Regions from separate parts of the Homo sapiens genome. Here region 1 is linked to region 2. The links are chromatin loops, found by intact Hi-C in ENCODE. Cell type or tissue: CD14-positive monocyte. All regions are shown on one strand. Each heading gives the region's core, and the rest is flanking DNA. Links, peaks and the distances in the headings are about the cores only.

Region 1 (2,911 bases), core at 194-2,693, 740 kb before region 2:
TTGCCACTACTCTGCCTGTTCTGGAAGGCCTGGGACCCTCCCTTGGAGGGGGCACAGGTGGGCTTTGAGTAATGAGACCTGGTACTTGCATCATCCATTCATCAAGTCAGCACCCGGGGATGCCAGGTTCTGTTAGGGGCGAGGGGACGTACAGCAGTAGAGGAGACAGCTGAGATCCCTGCTCAGGGGGATTGAGGGGGGCTGGCATCCCAGCCGGGGAGACAGATGAAAACCAAGTAAATCAGCAGAAAAGATAATTTCACTCATGATAGGAGCTGTGAGGGGTTAGAGCCAAATAGAAATACAGCGTGAGCCACGTGTGAGGTTTTCAGTTTAAATTTTCTAATAGCCACTTAACAGTCAAAGGAAACAGGTGGAATTAATTTTAATCTTATTTAACCCAAATATATGCAAAGTATTATCACTTCAACATGTAATCAGTATAAACGGCATCAATATTTTTGCAGTGTTTTTGCATGAAGTCTTTGAAATCCTGTGTGTACGATACATGTGCAGCAGGTCTCATTTTGGACTGGCCCCGTTTCAAGGGCTCACCAACTGAATGCAGCTTCCAGACTGGAGAGTGCATGTCTGGAGCAAGTGGGGACAAGGACAGATGGAGCTTCAGGAAGGCCTCTCTGAAGAGGTAGATAGTGAGCTTTGACATGGAGGCCAGGGAGGCACTCAGCACACAGCCACATGAGGAATGCTGCCTGGAGCGGCCACTGCAAAGGCCCTGTGGCAGGGACAGGCAAGGCACATTGGACGGTCAGGTAGGGCCAGGGTGGCTGGAGGGGAGTGAGGGCAGGGACAGAGGTAGGAGGTGGTGTCTGAGAGTGGACAGGGCGGGCCACCCAGGGCCTCGTGGTGCACAGTGAGCAGTTTGGAACTGATTCTGGGAGTGACAGAGGCATTGGAGGCTTTTAAAGAGGGGAATCACTAGGTCAGCTGCTGGCTGGGGAATGGGCCCCGGGCTGGGAGGGGTGGAAGCCTGGGCCCAGCGGGGAGGCCCCAGTGCGTGAGGAAGTCGATGGCTTGAACAGGATGGGGCAGCTGCTATCAGGAGGGAACGGAAGTGGGGAAGAGCTCCAGCCCTGGGCTTCAGACCTCCAGAAGCAGCAGGAAGAGGGGTGATAACAGTGTCCCTCCTTGCTTCGGGGTCATTTATTTATTCATTCATGCATTCACTGCAAGGCCCTTTGCACAGGTCAGGGGATGCAGATGACCAGAACATAAGATCTGCAGCAAAGATGGGCAAGGCAGGCCTTTAGGCAAGTTACTACAGTCACACGAAGGACAGGAGAGCTGTGATCACAGAGCTCAAGGGGCAGTGGAGATGGGCGAGTGGCTGCCATGGCAGGGGAAGGGATGCTGCCCACTGGCAGGTCATCAGGAAAGGCTGTTTTTGGATGCATGGACCAGAAAGCCACTCTCTGAGGTGGCCCCCACCTGCATCATCCTAGGGCCACAGGCCGAGGCCTTCTGAGGGGCCTTGGGGCTGCCCCGCTGCTCTGCTGGTCTTGGCTCCTCTGCAGCACCTGCTTCCTTTAGCACTGGTGAATGATTCTTCCTCTTCCCCTGTCTCAGGGAAGGCTTGCCTGCTTCCATGCTTGCATGCTGGGTGACAATAAAGCATTCCTGGTTCTTCACCTTGGCTTTCAGACCTGAAACCCGACTTCCTTTCAAAATTCCTGTCCTCGGGGGGAAAAGGTTTCCACAATGTGAGATGGTAGCCTGGACACCAGCTGTCATCATGTTGCTGCTCTAGCGTTTGAGCTCCCGATGAACAATGACCATTGGGTCCAACCAGCCCTTTTGGGAGCCCCCTTCTCTGTTACTGCCCCAGGGGGAGCCAGAACCCAGCAGGGCTGTGACTCCAGCGAGCAAAATGGAACTCCCTCCAGTTTCTAGACTGAATTATGTAGGGAGGACAGAAGGACTCAGAACCCACACTCCCAGACCATGAATACCTTCCCGTGGCAGAGCATCACCATAGGTGTCCACAAGTGACGACGCACAGCCACATGAGGGGGTCCCTGGGGACTGGCTGAGGGACTGGGCCAGAGGAGGCCATGACAGCCTCATCCCTCTGTCTCCTTCTGTCTGTCTCCAAATTGTCCACCAGAATGGGGACAGGGAAGGAGGGTCAGGAAGCACAGAAGGTCTAGGCTGTGGCTAGGGTCCCTTTCCCTGCCGCAGCCCCCAAATCAGCATCCCACCCTCAAATCCAGTAAGAATGCTACGATCGGCAGTGTGGCTCCCTCCCTGCAGGTTTCACTGGAGGCCACGTAAGTGAAATTTATCCCATTATGTGTGTTTTGATGTAGCAGGACCTTACCAGTTTTTTTTGTTTTTTTATTTTTATTTTTTTTGGTTTCTTTTTTGAGATGGAGTCTTGCTGTGTTGCCCAGGCTGGAGTGCAGTGGCACAATCTTGGCTCACTGCAACCTCCACCTCCCGGGTTCAAGTGGGAGCCTCAGCCTCAGCCTCAGCCTCAGCCTCCCGAGCAGTTGGGATTACAGGCACCTGCCACCATGCCTGGCTAATTTTTGTATATTGAGTAGAGGCGGGGTTTCACCATGTTGGCCAGGCTGGTCTTGAACTCCTGACCTCATGATCTGCCGCCTTGGCCTCCCAAAGTTCTGGGATTACAGGTGTGAGCCACTGTGCCTGGCCGGCCTTATCAGTTTTTATGTAATTTGTCCTGATTTAAAAAAAAAAAATCACATGCGGGTAAACTCAACATATTTTAATTTCTCTTTAGAGAAATTTTCCACTTGAGCCAGGTATGGTGGCTCTTGCCTGTAATCTGAGCTACTCGGGAGGTTGAGGTGGGAGGATCACTTGAGCCCAGGAGTTGGAGGCTGCAGTGAGCCATGATCGCACCATTGCACTCCAGCCTGGACAACAG
Region 2 (2,911 bases), core at 145-2,644:
TGGCCTCAGCCTGGAACCTGGTACCTGTGAATGTGACCTTATCTGCAAGAAGGACTTTGCAGATGTAATCAAGTTCAGATGAGGTCATACTGGATTAGGGTGTGCCCTAAATCCAGTATGACTGGTGTCCTTCTAAGAAGAGGGAAATCTGGACACAGAGACACACGCAGAAGGAAGATGGCCACATGGAGATGGAGGCAGAGATAGGAGTGAAACATCCACAAGCCCACTGAAGCTGAGGGTTGCCGCGGCCCCCGGAAGCTGAGAGGCACAAAACACATTCCTCCCTAGGGCCTCAGTGGGTACGTGCCCCTGTGGCCTTCTGGCCTCCAGAATTGTGAGGGTGAACTTCTGCTATTATAAGACACCTGGCACGTGGGCTTTGATATGGCAACTACAGGGCGCTAACACAGATGCCCACACTAAGGACCTGACCCTTGAGGCTGTGACACAGAGATCCAGTGATGGGGAGTTTCCCAGCAGCAGGACAGCACCAAAGGCCCATCAGGACAGCAAGTGTCAGAGGCTGCAGGGCCCCAGAGACCAGGACAGATTGCCCAGGGCAGTGGCCAATGTCTGATAATGGCAGGACTTATGGCGGCGTCCACATCAGCCTGTACCTGTGACCCTTGACCTGCCTAGCTGCTCTTGGTCTTACCGGTTTTACAAGCCTGACTCTCAGTCGGGCGCAGTGGCTCACACCTGTAATCCCGGCACTTTGGGAGGCCAAAGGAGGCAGATCACTTGAGGCCAGGAGTTTGAGACCAGCCTGGCCAACATGGTGAAACCCCGTCTCTACTAAAAATACAAAAAAATTAGCTGGGCATGGTGGTGGGCGCCTGTAATTGCAGCTATTTGGGAGGCTGAGGCAGGAGAATCTCTTGAACGCAGGAGGCAGAGGTTGCAGTGAGCCGAGATCATGCCACTGCATGCCAGCATGGGTGACAGAGCGAGACTCCATCTCAAAAACAAATAGAAAAAAAATGATAAAATAAAACCTGATTCTCCATTCCAAACGCTGCCCAATATCCTTCTAGAAAGGTCCTATTCTGCTCAAGTTAGCCAGTTAATTTCTACTGTTTGCAAGCAAAATCCCTGACTGGTATAAAGCCTCATCCAAATAATTCAGAATACATTATCTATGCATACAAAAGGCCCCGGAGCTTTTTTCTGACTCTCAACTGGACATAATCGTTACATGCCTGTGAACACTCAAGCAGTGATCATCACCAGTAATTCATCAATGTTGCAATGACAGGTGATGGGTAGTTAATGACTATTGTGAAAACTGCACTTATCTCTGGGGGTTTACTTAGCTGTAAGAAGTAAGCTTTACTTCTCAAAATCAAGGTTAGAATTTCTGCAACATGGAATTTACAATATGTATCATCTATTTTGACTTTGATGCTATGCATTAAAGTGTTTTTAATAATTGGGTATATATTAAACATTTATCGACTTAACTAAAAGATATAAAGTTTTAAGAAAAATGGGTGTATTATAAAATCCCTTCAAAACACCCCAAAATGCTAATGAAATAAGAGATCAAGTAGGTAGACTGAAATAAAACTCTACAGTGTTAAAAAACAACAAACAAAATTGGAAACGAGAAGAGTGGTGCCTCAGGAGGAAATAACAGCATTGGGACACTCGGCAAGCTATGACGGAGCCAGGCAGCCCCGCACAGGAAATGCACGTTACTGCCGTGAGCACCGCCAAGAATGTGGACATCACGTTCATAGTGTGTGGCCCTCCCGGGCCCTTTGATATCAACATGCCCTCACGTTCAATAGAAGACATTTCCTGTGCATTTCACCTCTTCCCTGATCCCCAGGAAGTCCTAGGCAGGAATTCTGGCTGAATCTGCTTCCATTTCTAAATCCCATATTTGGTCAAATCCAATTATGTTGCCCCTTCAAGATTTCAATCAGAAACACTTGTATTTGAATTGAAAGGCCATAATGTGCTTACAAAGAAATATATCCATAAAAACACATTATACTTCATTAACAGTTATCTATTGACCAGGTGCGGTGGCTCACGCTTGTAATCCCAACACTTTGGGAGGCCAAGGCCGGTGGATTACTTGAGGTCAGGAGTTCGAAACCAGCCTGGCCAACATGGTGAAACCCTGTCTCTACTAAAAATATAAAAATTAGCCAGTTGTGATGGCACGTGCCTATAGTCCCAGCTACTCAGGAGTCTGAGGCAGAAGAATCACTTCAACTCAGGAGGCGGAGGTTGCAGCGAGCCAAGATCGCGCCACTGTACTCCAGCCTGGGCGAGAGAGCAAGACTCCATCTCAAAAAAAAAAAAAAAAGGTATTTATCATGATGTATATTACATTAGACAAGCTAGTTGGGGGGAAAAGAAAACCCTAAAAGTAAGTATCTATAACTTTCTGAAAGATCACTTCTGTTAATCCCTATTAAAGCCATCAAATCTTTTTCTCTAGCTAACTGAAAAAATCATCCAGGCAAAATGATACTAAATTTTTGGTTCTTATTCCCTTTTCCTGTTTCACTAGGAGCAAACAAAATCTATGTGGTTTCATTCATTTTCCTTTTTCATTCTTTCGGAGTTCTGGTCCTCCCAATAAGCTGTCCTGTGGGTGGAAATGTTTTTCAAAGAGAGGATAAGGTTGTTCTCTCCCACTGCAAACTCACCCAGTGCCCAACTGCAGGGTTGCTGAGTCAGTGGTGCAGAAAAGCAAACCACAGCTGATAGTTACCAAAGTTTCCCACAGTGGGTTCCAGGCCAAGTTGTCCAGCCTCTTTCTGAGTTAATTCTACCTCTGCAAGTGCTGTGTTGAAGATGGAATTTGTTTCCTCCGTGAATACATCCTTGTTCTGGTTTTAACATCTGTGGGTTTATATATAAGGGGTGAATGAATTTTAAAGGTTGGACGATC

The links. Hi-C counts contacts between places; a loop is a spot of excess contacts. Peaks named below come from ENCODE experiments on the same cell type or tissue, not always from the same donor. Only the 100,000 strongest peaks of a DNase experiment are listed, where the experiment ranks them.
Region 1: it touches region 2 in a loop (2.5-fold over the local background); 85 of 110 quality-filtered maps call a loop at or near these places.

The regions. Positions count from the first base shown.
Region 1 is chr12:124,783,253-124,786,163 of GRCh38, reverse strand. The region is part of intron 11 of SCARB1 (scavenger receptor class B member 1); the gene reads left to right. Among named protein-coding and RNA genes, the nearest start is that of SCARB1, 79 kb to the left of the region's middle. RefSeq lists an enhancer at 1,150-1,918. In CD14-positive monocyte, for the core only: no CTCF peak of the experiment used is centred there; no DNase peak of the experiment used is centred there.
Region 2 is chr12:124,039,280-124,042,190 of GRCh38, reverse strand. The region is part of intron 2 of ZNF664-RFLNA (ZNF664-RFLNA readthrough); the gene reads right to left. Among named protein-coding and RNA genes, the nearest start is that of ZNF664-RFLNA, 68 kb to the right of the region's middle. In CD14-positive monocyte, for the core only: no CTCF peak of the experiment used is centred there; DNase peaks (open chromatin) are centred at 460 and 1,680.